Regions from separate parts of the Homo sapiens genome. Here region 1 is linked to region 2. Evidence: chromatin loops called from intact Hi-C (ENCODE). Cell type or tissue: IMR-90. All regions are shown on one strand. Each heading gives the region's core, and the rest is flanking DNA. Links, peaks and the distances in the headings are about the cores only.

Region 1 (7,053 bases), core at 1,238-6,237, 270 kb after region 2:
CTGGGGCATTCTGCTGGCCTTTTCCCCGAGCCAAACACACTGGTGCAAGAAGGTATTTTCGACTTGGATTCGCCAGATTGATGTCAAAACTGAGGGCGAGCTTAAAACGAAAAACATTCGTACTTGCCGAGCTTACTTTTGGTCGGATTCGGGTGGGAAAACCTGACTTAGGGAGCACATCAGTCTTTTTCCATTAAAACTTAAAAGTATCTGAAATTACCCTTCTTTCTGTATTCTCATCAGGCCCCTTTCCGTCTCCCTGCTTTGCTCCCTAATTTAAAGGAAAAGTAATTTCAGATTGAAGTGGCTCCCTTCGCTCAAGTAAGGGACTTTTGTTTTTAGCTTTGTAACTTGAGTGACATCTCATTTTGGTTCGCTGGGGGCGGTCTTAATTATTTAAAGGCGAAGGGAAGGGGGTAAACTCAGAACAAGAAGATACTAAACCCTCCCCTGACTGTCCATCTTCAGGAAAGGTTCCCAAAGAAAAAACATTTAACACAAGGCCCAAAGACATTTCAATAAAAATTTATTGAAATTTCAGTGATGTTTTAAAGAGAGGGGGAAAAATACAGAAAACCAAAGAACTCATCAACAACTATAACACAAAATATACCTTCATGAATTTGTCTTTAAACCATCTCTCAGCACCTGACTTTTGAACTGTGAATATATCTCTATAGGCAGGCACCAATTCAAAACACCGATACTGACAACAGTAGTAAATTCCACTTCGTTTTGAGGAAATCAGAGACTAGCAAATACAAATAACAAAAGAAAAATTAAAAAGTCAAACCGCAGCCTCTGCCCTCCTCCCTCCCCACAGCAATCTCAGTTATATTTTAAGGAATTTGAAGTGGAGCTGGAAAGTGGCACTCCTTCCCCAATTTTGGTGAAAATAGGAAATAGCACTTTCCCCCACTTTTGGACATTAAAAAAGAAAACAAAAATGTTGCAGACAACTCTTTTGAAAGGGTATTGGTGTTGGTGCAGGAAGTGTGTTTTCTAGTGTTAACAGCAATTCTGTGACCTGGAAATAAACCCAACTAAAGGAAAACAAGAACACAAAACCTGACAGTTGCAATTCTATTTACACAGAGCTATGTACAATGTCAATAAATTAAAGTTTAATTTTCCAAGCATTCATATTCCACCTATTTACAAGAGTTATCAAATAATTACATAAATACTTTGTCTAATAGTCTCACTTCTTTATTATTTTTTTAAAACCTTGTTATTGCATATACAGGAAAGAGAAAGAACTGTCAAAGAACGACATGAATCCTGCTACAGAGCTTAGATATAATAAATTCATTTTATGTGTTTTGCCCACTCCTTCCCTTTAAATCCCCCCCTCCCTTGGGTCACTGATTTGAGGGCAAAGGATTGGGAAAAGGGTAGGGGGCTATATTGTTTTCTCTCTAAAAGCAAGCGTTCAAAATAAAAACCACAAATACATTACTGTGGACATGCAAGAAGAGACCTACAGCGGCTCTGAAAACATCACAAGAATATTAAAAAGACACAGATTTTCTTAATATAGACTAAACAAGGATGGTAGGGACTTCCCTCCCCAAACAAAGCTGCTCAGTAATTTATTGAGAACCGATAATGCAAGTCCCTATAAAGTTTTTAATCTGCACAAACAGAATCATGTTAATGTGTTCACTTGTCCCGATTTTTTTTTTGAAAGATTTTGTTTTTGTTTCCACTTGACACAGTGAAGGAAAAATATATATATAAATCCGCACTGAGGGAGATGTCTTTGAACACCTCCCCGCCTGGTGGGCAGAGACCCAGACCAGCCTTGCTGGAAGTTGCTCTGGACATAAATGTTGGAACTCCTACCCCCAGTAGCTCAATGCAACCGACGTTTCTGAGCCCCCAGAATCTGATCCAGATCCCGGACATATAAACCACGCCAAGAAGACAGGGGCTGTCTCTAGCACATTCTCTCGAGGGAGTCCGGGGCCCCTTCCCAGACGCAACTGCAAAAGGAAGGGCTAACGCCATGGCGGGCCCGTGGTTTATTTTATATCCGACAAAGTGCACGGCAGCCTGAACTGGACTGGAATGAAAAGACGTGTCTGGGACGGGTCTACGGGGACGCGCTGCGGGACCTGTCCGGCTTGGCTTCCAAGCCGCTAACCAACCGCTGGATGCTCTGCAGTTCGCTGGTGGCCGCCTCTTTCTCCGCGCAGAGTTTGGGCGACAAGGACATGGAGCTGGAGGAGAGCGTGGAGGAGCGGCTGTTGAGTTCAGAGCCCGAGTCCACTGCCACCGAGGCCGGGCTGGCGGCCAGGGCGGCGACTTTGCCGTCCAGGGGCCCCGCGGCCGCCGCCATGGAGGGCAGGGCGGTGGTGAGCAGACTGCTGCCGTCCGGGACCGGCACCGGGATGGAGTAGGGGCTGTAGCGCAGCCGCGGGCGCATGGTGTTCAGATTGAGGAAGGGGTGGCGGTGCACCGAGCTGGAGGCTGCCGCAGAGGAGGCGGCCGCCGCTGCGGCCATGTACGTGTAGGGGTAAGGGAACAGGCTTCCGAAAGGGGACATGGCCAGGCCCTGGGGTGAGAAAAGAGACACACAGCGAGTCAGCCGGGTGGGAGGAGCTTATCTCATCCCTCTCCTCTCTTCTCCCCCTCCAACATTGGGCAAGCCATGAATCCCTGGTATGTTCTGTTGTTGTTGTTGTTGTGTTTTTTTTTTTGGGGGGGGAGATAGGTGGGGGCAGGAGAGAAGTCAACACTCAGAAATCTCTAGGTACAAATCTTAGCTGTGTCACCCTAGGCCAAGAGACTTTGATTAACTTGTGCCTCAGCTTCCTTATAGGAAGAAAAAACAGGGAAATCATAAGTAATTCATATACTTATTGAGGACTTTGTAGATATTAAATGAGTGAAAGCCTGCAATATGCTGCACACAGTGTGTGCAGCCCCCAGGAAATCTCCTTGCACCTGTTAAATGGGGATACAGATTCAGTTTACCCCACAGAGGTAACCAAGGGGAAGCCGGAGGACATAAATTAGTAGGAATAATTTTTTAAATCTTTCTTCTTCCCCAACCCCCATCCTCCCACCCCAATCCTAGAAGTTTCTCCAAACAAAACAAAACAAAACAAAAAAAACAGACAGTGAAGATCTTAAGCAAAAGGAAACTGGGGCTGGGGGAGGGAAAAAGGGCATTTGTTATAAACAGAGACAAAGAAATCGTCCAGCATGATTCACTGGTGTTCCAGGTGAGAAGCCGAGGTAGGCCGCAGGAGTTCAGGAGTGCACTAAGCTGGGAATTGGCAGAAGCAGCATTTAAGATGCAGGCACCCTGGCCTGGGCCAGTTCTCTGCATCATGCCTTGAGGTGCCCTTAAGGTTTTGTCTGTTCAGGTAGTCCTTGGTGTACCAACCACCTGCCCACCTAGGACAGGGTCTCCCGGAGAAGCCAGCAGAGGAGATGGGAGGAATTGAGAAATGCCAGAAGCCAAGCCTTTCCTCAGCTCCCTCCTCCCTGGAGTGGGGAGGCCAATCTGGTTTCTTGGCGCAGGGAAGGGAGACCAGACGAATGTGCTCAGACAAAACAAAAGGCAACAGCATGCAAAACCTCATAGAACCTTTTCATCGAGTTCAGGGTGTTTCCAGCCGCCTGAGACCTCCCCCCAGCACAGCTGTCTGAGCCACACACAGGCCTCCAGGCCTGCCCCAGTCCCTGCTTATCCCTGTCCTCTGACATTTCCCACGTGTGCACAAACCATTAACCCTTCGAGGAATAGGCTGGCCTGCTTGGGGTTGGGGGTGGGGAGAAGAGCTTCGAACTGGGAGGAAAGGCTGGAGGAATCAAGACTGAACTCCTACTCAGGAAGTAGTCACTTCCCCTCCCCAGGCCTAGAGTCCCATTCCTGGGGAAGGGTTGGCTATGAGACACTTAAGAGACATGTCAGCTCTGAAGCTAAAATCAGAAACCCTCAAAGAGGCCCTGGAGTCAGATAGCCTGGGGTTGAGTCTCAGCTCCACCATGTACCCGCTGTGTGACCTTGGACAAGTCACTCAACATCTCTGGGCGTCTTCGCCTTCATCTGTAAAGTGGAGGTGATAATAGTACCCCTGAAGGGTTAGGTCAAATGAGTCAATACAGAGCAAGCACTTAGAAGAATGCCTGAAAGTAAGTGCTGTGTCCAGCTGTTATCTTTGTTACTACCTATCTACTCTGCTGGAAACAGCCTTTAACTTCGGAAAAATTTTAAAGATTTTTGGGGTGAATGGGGAGAATGAAGTCATAATAACTCCATGAGCTAAGCCTTGAACCCGGTAATGGCTCAGTAAAAATTATTACAGCTACTAGGCCAAAGGGATCGGGTGAGGGTCTGCTGGCAAAGGACAGGGAAACTGGACGAAAGGTGGAAAGACTGGTGGAGGCAGGAAGAAGGATCCATACCTGAGAGGCCAGGACGTGCTGCTGGAGGTGGAAGGGCAGGGTGGCCGCGGACGCCCCGGACAGTCCCTGCGCCGCAGCGGCAGAGGCCATGGCCGTGGAATCCAGGCCCGAGACACCGGTGGAGGCCCCAGAAACCGTGGCCAGGAGGGGACCCATGCCAGCGGCCGCCATGCTGGAGAAGGCGCCCCCCATGGCAAACTGGCTGGGGTGCAGGAAGAGCGGGTGCCCGTTGAAGAACTGTTGGCCCGCCAGGCCCGGGGCGAAGCCGAGGCCAGGCAGGGGGCCCTGGGCCAGGTGCGCGGCGGCCGCGTCCGTCTGCACCGTGAGCGGCGCGAAGGCCTCCTTGCCCGGGAGCGCGCGCGCCTCTTCCACCTTGGCCGGCGCTGTGCCCTCGCGAACCGGGCTCCTGCGCTCCTCCGCGCCCAGGCCGCGAGTGCTGGACGAGATGGTGGCGGGGCTATGGCGTGAGTCGGGCGACGCTTTGTCCAGCCGCCCGCTGTCCCGGGGCCGCTCAGCAGCGAAAAGGTGAGCCTTGACCGCGGGGCTGCCCTTGTCACGGCAGGGCTCCTCCGACGTGGTGGTGGAGATCTTGGCCGCGTCGCAGGCCTCGGGGCCATGCTCCTCTTTGCTCTCGGCCTCGGCGTCGCTCTCACCCTCGCTGGGACATAAATCTACCACAGGCGAAGGAAAAAACCAAGGCAGAAGGGCGTTATCTCCAGTATGAGCCAACGGAACTCCAGTTCCCAAGTTGGAATCCCAGCTCGTGGCTTAGTGGCTGTGTAATCCCGGGGAAAGCCCCTTAGCCTCTCTGCACCTCAGTGTTGTCATCTGCAAAATGGGGATAATCGTGCCCAACAACATTGCTGGAAAATTCAATAAGCGATTATGAATTTAAAGTATTTACCCAGAGTTTAAACTTTCCCTTAGATGGACAATCCCCTAATCAGTAGCTCTTCTTATTTTAATGAATTTTACTTCTTTTTTTGAGTTCCTACAGTGGCAGATTTCACATGCATCTCCCCATTCGATTGCAAATTAACTTTTTAAAAGTAAAAAGTAACATTAAAACTCACAGCTGGAACATATTCTAATTACTATCAAAAAATCAGTGAATGACAGAGAGCAGCACCTTCCACAAATTTGTGAATTACTCTGGAAGGATTTGTTTGGCAAGAACCCTGACATCTGAATTGATAATGGCAGAACGGACACCTGTCCTTCAACACCAGTACTCAGTTGAACCGTTTGTATTTGCCCCAGTCCCTGCAGAGAGAGATGAGTGTCGGACAGATGGCTCACAGCCCGGGGACGATCATAGATTCTTTTTTCGCTTTTACCACACCCTCTGTGGGTGTTCCACCAGAAGAAAAGAAAAAGGGATCCTATTTTATGTTTAAAGCTTAAATGGATTGAAGACATAAAGGACTTGCATTTTATTTCACTAAAAAACAGGTTTCTTCCCGTTGAGAGTGTGTGTGTGTGTGTGTGTGTGTGTGTGTGTGTGTGTGTGTCTTTCCAAATAAATACTGCTTGCTCTTTAAACACAGGTAACTGAGGGGGGATTTGAGCCATCTTGTCCACTCCTCACCCACCTCCCCCAGCTCTACCCCCACCGCAGATCCCCAGTGCTCCACCTCCTCTCCCAGGTCAATTGTTGCTTTATAGCTGGATGTTTTCTAGGCCACCTTCTCGGTTCCAGGTGGCAGAGTCCCTTGCTTCCCCCCCACCCAGTCCAACACATTGTAACCTAGAGTTCAAAGACAGTGAAAAGTCAGCAGTTGGAGCCTCTGTTGGTTGGAGAGAATGGGAGGAGAAAGAAACAGAGACAGAGAGAAAAGAGAGAAGCGCTTCAAGCAAGTTTTCAAAGCTGCTTGCCAAGAGGTAGTATGCAAACAGACACCCACCTCCCCTCCCCACCAGCCAAATAAGGATCTGGGAGAAAGGCCTCTGTGCTCTCCTTCTACTGCCTTAGCGGGGAAGGGGAGACACACCTGATAGCCCTTTTTGAACTCTGGCTTCTGTTTAAGGATGTTTAGAAGGCTTCTAGCTTTTAAAGGGCAAGTGCCCTGGTTGGTGCCCCATCCCCCTTCAACTCTTCCAGGCCACGAGGGACTGGAGTCCAGTGATCACAAAGGTGACATGGTTTACCTTTGAGGTTCGATGTCCCTACAGTGGAGGCGGCTGGAGAAGAAGCCTGGGCGAAGCAGTTGAAAGCTGCTTGTTCACTGGAGGACTCATCAGAGGTCCCATTCTCCTTTTTGTGTCTTTCATCAAACACCCTCATGGACTGCAGGGTGAGCTGTTTTCTGTGGCAGAAGCCCACACCCAGGTTACAGAATGTAACATACATTTCCCCTCTTTGTTTCCCTTACCCTTTCCAAAGCGGCACACACATACCTCACACCCTGCCTGCTGCCCAGGGACAACGCTAATTCACTGAAATCTGCTTGCCCCAGGGCAGCCACATAGACCCAAGCTTTGTCCTTGACCCTCTAACTGGGCTGAAGAGTGTGGCAGAGGGTTAGGGAGAAAGGAAGGAGGCTTCAGTTGCATTTATTCAAGATGGGGTTTCATTAGGAAAAGGCATTTGCTTGGGCTGTGAAATTTTATTTAAAAGCAGGAGAAGAGGCTGGA
Region 2 (7,053 bases), core at 757-5,756:
TTCCTGAATGCCCCCACAACTTCTCCAAGGCCCCTGAAACTCTTCCTCGGAGAGTCGAAATTCCTTGGCCTTCAGCAAAGAAATTCCAGACCCTTCCAGATCTGGTTTCAGAAAAAGCTGAGGCCTGAACTAAGATTCAGTCGTTATCAAGCCGATGGCCCGGAACTGTGCCGTCTCTGCTGCCTTTCTGCGCCCTGGCGCACTCCAAATTTCCCTCCACCTTCTGAGGAACATGCCCCAGAAAGCAAAGATTCTCAAGGCTGGCCCGGGGCGAAAAGACAAGTTGGCAGATCTCGGCTCACTCAGCGATGGCGGGAACGGTCGAATGGAGGCCTCTCCCTCCGAGCCCCGGAGCCAAAGCCTCGCAGTGTTTATCAGCCTGAGCGAGCGCGCCCGGAGGCGGAGGCGCAGAAGACTTCGCAGGCCTTTTATAGTTAAATCCTCACGGCTCAGGCTCGGGGGGAAAGAGGGACTCGGACGTGTCTTTCCTTCCTGGGGGAATAGGAAGAGGACTGCAGTTCGTTGATATAAACAGAACGCGCCTCCTAGTTCACTCAGGCCTTGGGCCGAGCGGGGAGCAGACTTTGTTTAATTTTAAATAATAATAAATGTCACTGTTGTCAGTTTATTGAGGGAGGCTTCGGCTGGAGAACGGGGGCGGGGGGCGTCTGGAAAGGCGGCTCCACCCTCCCCCTTCACACACTCGGTGGCTTGGGCCTACCGTTCGCCTGCTCCACACGCCTGCTCGGGGCATCCTCTGGCTTTTTGCTTTGCGGGACGCGGAAGACCCGTCCAGCACGGGTAGGGATGTGGCCAGGACGTCCCCAGGCCTGGGCGCGCGCGTGCACATGCTCACACACTCACACTGACATACAGAGCTGCACCACTCTCCTTCCTCCTCCCCCAGAAGTCTAGCATTTCTAGCTAAAACTCTGCGAGCTTTTAAGGGGAACTCCGGGGCGAGTGTCTTGGCGAAGCTGCCGTGTTTATTGGTGTCTGTATATAGAGCCCGGCCGAGCCCCGGTTCAGTTTTAAAGGCTTCGCCTGCTTTCTATAAACAATGAAAGAGGTAGCGAATACATCCAACGATTCAGAGTTTGACAATCGGGTGGGACCCTGGAGCCACTCCAAGGTCAGGGAGGGTGGGAATGAGGATTGGAGTAAAGATAAAGTCCAAGATCCCTGAAACCCAAAAACCTTCTAGACTCTGTCTTCTCTGGGTCTCTGTTTTCTGTTTTCTCCTTTCCCTCTTCTCTCTTTCCCTCATTACGAATCCAGATAGCACGGCCTCCCAAGCTCTTTATTCTTTCTATATGTGAGGTGGGAGAAATGCCCAGTTTCCGGGCTTGAACTTCTGGAGTATTTCCTCCATCCTAGGAGAGATCAATGGAGGAATCTCCTTGTGCCTCTTTAACCAGGATCTATCTTTCGCTCTCTCTCTCCTCTCCTCTCCTTTCTCTTCTTTCTCTATATTCCCTCTCCTTTTGCCCCTTTCCTTCCTTCTTCTCTTCCAAGCCACCTTTTCTTCTTCACCTCTCCCACAATTTCTCCTCGTCCCTCTCTCTACACAACAAACCATCTCACCTTCCAGCCTTGGTTATGATCATTTCCGTGCCCACTTCGTGGAATTTTAGCCACAGTTCTCTTTCATGGAGAAACACTTTGATTCCCTCCATGCCCTGCAAGAAGGAGAAAAAAGTCACACTAACAAGCCCTGGCAGTAGTGGGCATTCCTTCCCCAAACTCCCCCAAAACACAGAGACTGCTCCTCCTTCCCGCTGGAGCCTGTGGTCTCAGAGAGTAAAAAGTGGCTTCAGCCCACTGCAGAATTATCTGGAGCACCCAACAGCCTCTGCCCAGGGATCCCTATGTAGGCTGAATCCCTGAGGGTTGCAACAACCACTTGAACCCACAGTGCTGTATTGTCTGCTTCTAATGCCATCAGCACAAGGCTATGGAGTGATCACCCACCATCAGGGTGCTCCGGAATGTCACTGAGGAGGACCGGAATAAGAAAAAACCAACCAAACAAACAAACCAAAAAAAAAAAACCAGAGCCAATTTCAATCCACTTCACCTGAGATGGGTGGGGGGGATAGATAAAAAACCTAATTTAGAAAAACTAGGAACCTAATCTAGAAAACCACTCAGAATATTCTCATGTAGACACTCAGATGCCCACACATCAAACATACAGATGTGCAAATACTTGCTTATTCTCGACCATGGTGAGTGCAAACCTGAACATACATGAATTTTGAAACCTAAAAATGTTTGTATTATCATATATTCTTACAGTCCAGAAGGATAATTAATCCTAAATATCTATATTAACAAACCTTCCAGGCTCTCTCTACAAGTAGTTCCATTCACATCCAGCTATTTTGATTATAGGACACGCCTGATGCCATTTAACATTTTGGCTTTCAGCTAAAACTAAATTTACAGAACCGATGCAAATGTATATATATACATATATATACATATGTGCACACACACATACATGCACACACAAACTCTTCATTTTGGAATAATTTACAACAGTCTAAAAAGTGGGTTTGCTTTTCCTTAAAAGAAAAAAAAAAATCCCTAAGTTTCCTAAACTGTGTTCACGCTCTCTGCTTCTCTACAAATATACACACGTTTTCCTGAAACTTAAAGGCCAAAGAGAGAAGCCGGGAAAAGCCAGGAAGGGATCGAAATCCCAAGGCAGGATTTTAGCCATGTGTAAGTGTCTCTTCTGGTCGTCACCCCGTTTCACCCCATGTGACACCTTATTTAAAAATTACCAGGATCTACTGAGGGGCCGACTTGAGCGCCCAGTGCGTCCTGGGTTTTGGGCGCAGAGCGCAAGGTGAGGCTCCTCCCTCTGCCTGGGCCCAGGTTGTAGCCTGGCGAACCCGAGGCTCCTGGTGCCCTCCGGGCAGAGCTCTGTGCGCTCCCAGCGGCCGGTGATGGCGCGCCAGCCAGCCAGGCCCCGACCGCAAGACAAATGGTGCGGCGCGCGGGTCTAGTCGGCGGCGCGGAGGAGGCAGGAGGAGGCAGGAGGAGGCGGGAGGAGGCGAAGGCTACGGAAGATCAGAAGAGGGGTCAAGCCATCGCTCATGCCGGCCTGAATCGGCCGCTGACCTGGCCCTTATTAAGATGCTGGGGGCCGATTCTACACATAGTGCAGAGGGAAAGGAATTATCTAGGCCATTGTTAGCTGACCCCAAACGGCCGGATAATTGAGATTTCTCGAACAATTTAAATAGATTTCAAAAATCCTTTGGCCGTAAAGATAACCGTCACAATAAAGTAGATGGCAATACGCTAGCATTTGGGGAGACAGGGCAGAGAAAGGTGGAACTGAGTGGGAATAAAAAGGAAAAGGGATGATTATAGTCGTTGGGTTCGTTTTGGGGTTTTTTTATTTTGTTTTTGTTCTGTCCCCGCAAGAGAAGCCGAGCAGGAAAGCCAGACTCTGACTTTGATCTCTGCAAAGGGACCCGAAGCGCGAGGTCTCCTTACCTGCTGGGTGAAGGCGGCCTGCGGGGACGACGGGGACTTGCTGGGGGCCCCGAGCGCGCTCTCGGGTTTCGAATCGCAGGGCAGGTCTTTTGCGTCAGGCTCCAGAGGCGTGTGCGCCAGGCCAAAGCCCTCGTCTGCGTCGGCCATGGTGCGCCCAGGGCCCTGTGCCCGCGCAAGGTTCTGCTCTGAGGACAAGAAGCAGGGGGAGATGGGGGTGGGGAGGACAGAGAGAGAACGAGAGAAAGGTTGGAGAGCACAATTCTAGTGACAGGAGGGAGCAGTTTGGCCCCCAGTTTCCAGCTACCAGCACCTCCGTTCCCAGCCGAAGGTGACTGCAGAAGGCCCTAGAATTATTACTGTTACTAGTATTCCTAGTAGTATTACTATTACTTTATAAGCAGGCACAACTTCTTGCAAAAGACCCGCGTCAGACCCGGAGAAGGTGAGGCCCGCATCTCCCCTGCGCAGGCTCTCCGTGATAAGCAAGCTGCCCGTCAAATTTGTCTGGACTTCTGGAAGAGCCAATAAAGATAAGGCGTGGGTATTTTTGGAAGCCACTGGGTAGGAACCAAAAACAAAACAAAACAAAAACCCAGTGTCCTTTAGAGAATTTCTTTCTTCGCCAAATTACAAGATGCCGTCGAAACTCTTTTTATTAAACCTCACAAGAGGAATAGTTTTCTGCAGCAGGCAGAAATGTGTGAAATAACCCGCCTCTTGCAAAAAGAAAAACACAGAAGGGGAAGGTTGTGCAGATTGAGACTAGGTTCAAAAGAGAATTCATATACACCTTTTACCAGTTACAGGCCTTAACATTAAAAGTCCTTTAAAATTAAACATCCTTTTCTTTATCCCAACCTTAAGTAAGATTCGTTAAAAGATAAAAAGTAGCCAAACAGAAGACTAGATGAAGAAAGTCACCGTGCAGCCGTTCCGAGGAAGGCTCGTCACTGGGTGCCCGCCACCAGCGCTCTGATGCCGGGCGGGGGATGGCGGGCATTTTGTGGAGTGACCAGGCCGAAAGGGGTTTCTCTGAACTTCAGCCAGGCCTGGCCTGCTAAAACTGCAGGCTCAGGCTCAGGATTGGCGAGGACAAAATCATTCTCGGATAAGTCCTAGGCTGGAGACATTGAATCTGCAGCCCGGGTCCCCGCAATGCATAGAACGGCCCGGGTTTGCAGGCGTATGAGCTTAGAACACACAAAATAACTGCCGCAGAGCTGTTCAAGCCCGATGAGCCTGTCTCCTGCTCTCTGATCTCCTTCCAATCTCTTCTATACGCAAGTAGGAATTCCCCCTAGAACGGGAAGACTTTGGGAAGCGGGCACAAGCGATGGTCCCCCAAAACCTCAGCAGCTGCTTAAGCAAGCGGCCAGATCCCACCCTGACCTGCTGTGGCCAGAGATCTAGAAATGGGGCCGAGGAGAAGGACAGCTTCTGAGGCCTGACTTGCAAGCAGCTTTCTTCGCCTCGTTCTCGGGGCTTCAGGGAGGCGGCGACTGGAGCCCCGCTGCCTACTCACAACAAAAGAAAGCAGGGCTGGCGCCCCTACACGCGCTCCCATTCACTGCCGGCCGCGGGGAGAATCCTACCCCGCGCCCTCGCCAGGGTCCCGGGGAGCTCTGGGCTGGCGGAGGCGAACAAGATGCGGTTTGACAGAACCAGGCCGTGCTTCTGCAAACCTCAATGCCGCTCCGCCAGCCGCGGCGGCCTCCCAGACTCCATTTGCCGGGGAGCTCCGAGCCGCGCAAAATCTCTGCAAGCTGTGCTCTGCAGAATGCAAAGCCGGGCTGGAATCCGCCATTCCCGCCGCCCCAGCCGACTCGGCCGACGAGCTCCCTCCTGAGCCTCCCGGGCCATCTGCCGGGACGGTTACCTCGTTCGGTGAAGCCGGTGCATTCACCACATCCTCTGCTGCTCCTAGCAGGGAAGCCGGCGGTGAGGCGGGGGAGCAGGCATGGTGGCTCCGGGGTTTATGCGGGGTTTACTGCTTACCCAGAATAGCGGCTACTGCTGCCTACTAGGGCGCACCTACCGCTGGAGCCTCCGCGGCGACTGCCCACCTCCAACACACACCTCCTCTGCTGTGCGCTTGCTCTCCCTAAATACTTCCCAGTTGGCAAGCGCCAAAGAACACAAAATAGCCTCCAAGAGCACCGGCAACCATATAATCTCAGTGCCCCGCTCCTCCTTTACACCCCCAGGGAGGGAAAGTTGGAAGCCCAGTGAATGGTCGAAGTCCTTTCTGAGCGCAGCTTTCAGGATTAAAGTTCCCGGATTCGAGGTAAGAGTCAGTCTCTCTCACTCTCTCTCCCTCTCTCTCTCTCTCTGAAATACAAGCCAACTCAGCTGAGCACAGTGACGTTGGGTTGCCTCGATGCTCACAAAGTACTGAAATCGCCTATCCAACTAGCTCCCACTGCACTCTGTCGCCCTCCCCCTTCTCTCTCCCTCCCACCCTCCCGTCCTCCCTTCCCCCCACCCCAAATTTCCACTAGATTTCCCGAACACTCAAATCACAATACGACTCTCAACACAGACCTGCAATAACTCCCTCCTCTCTACCCCTTTCCCAACCTCCATCCATCTCTGCTTCTCTGAGCAAGCGGTGGCTGCAAAAACTCCTGCACAAATCATTTCAAACGCGGTCGGCTTCTAATCGGGAAGTAATCTCAGTGACGCTGGCGGTGCAGAGAACCGAGTCTGGACGCACACACACAAACACACCGCGGGCCTCCGCAGCCTTGCAGACATTCTCTCCAACGCTGACCTCGAGAAGGAGAGCTGCCTGACCCCGCCTGGCCGGCGCTCGCCTTCCTGACATCTCCCCTCCACCCCCTACTCATCACCCCTACTCTCAACGACTCTGGGGTGAAGGCAGGGTGAAGGTGCATTGGGATGGGGGCCGAGATCAAAGATGCTAAGAAATCGCTGCGGGCCCTCACCCCCCACCCAGTGGGGCCACCAGACGTCCCCTGCTCCAGGTGTACACAAGGCAGTGCCCAGTTTTATTAAAATAATCAAACAGTCACTGGGGACTGGCTAGGGTTTTCATCTCCACTGGTCTCCTCTCCTTGCCCTTTCCCTCTCTGAGATGTATTTTTTTTTTTTAGGGTGAGTTGAAGAGGTCAATAAAAGCACAAACACAGTCAGTAGGTCTCAGTCTGAGCAGACCCAGATTGGGACACCGAATATTGGTGCTTGGAGTAAATGTCAGGAGTCCTGTTCTGTTTCCCATCCTTACCTCCTGTACCCCCATCATACTGATTTTTCTAGGGTTCTGATAAGAGACTTGGGCCTGCAAGTCAAGGTCTGGAGAAAGGGATGGAGGGAGGAGAAATGCCCCGAGGTCAGCAGCTGTGTAACCCTCTGTGACTGCTCTGCTAAAATCCCAGGCCAGGCCATTGCTGCAAAATGCCAAAGTGGAGAATCTCCAACCCTGAATGTGGGGCAACCGGGGAGAAAGCCAGCCCTCCTTTGCTATGGTGCTCACTCCACCTTCCAGGTTTGTTTGCAAACAGATATTTTCCCTTTGCCCAGGCG

Evidence for each region. A loop is a pair of places that touch in the nucleus more often than their neighbours do. Peaks named below come from ENCODE experiments on the same cell type or tissue, not always from the same donor. Only the 100,000 strongest peaks of a DNase experiment are listed, where the experiment ranks them.
Region 1: it touches region 2 in a loop (8-fold over the local background); 4 of 110 quality-filtered maps call a loop at or near these places.

The regions. Positions count from the first base shown.
Region 1 is chr12:114,669,746-114,676,798 of GRCh38, forward strand. It overlaps TBX3 (T-box transcription factor 3), which reads right to left. Exons shown (of 7, transcript NM_005996.4): 5 at 6,568-6,725; 6 at 4,420-5,090; 7 at 510-2,557. The coding sequence ends at 2,096. Among named protein-coding and RNA genes, the nearest start is that of TBX3-AS1, 9.0 kb to the right of the region's middle. RefSeq lists enhancers at 1,766-2,326, 2,327-2,886, 5,987-6,488. In IMR-90, for the core only: no CTCF peak of the experiment used is centred there; DNase peaks (open chromatin) are centred at 2,596, 3,736, 5,146 and 5,726; H3K4me3 peaks cover 2,868 bases; H3K27ac peaks cover 4,546 bases.
Region 2 is chr12:114,400,242-114,407,294 of GRCh38, forward strand. TBX5 (T-box transcription factor 5) reads right to left here and starts at 5,903. Exons shown (of 9, transcript NM_181486.4): 1 at 5,387-5,903; 2 at 3,511-3,695; 3 at 1,585-1,679. The coding sequence starts at 3,657. RefSeq lists enhancers at 5,105-5,791, 5,830-6,330. In IMR-90, for the core only: a CTCF peak has its summit at 2,943; DNase peaks (open chromatin) are centred at 950, 2,990, 3,660, 4,000 and 1 weaker place; H3K4me3 peaks cover 4,582 bases; H3K27ac peaks cover 4,799 bases.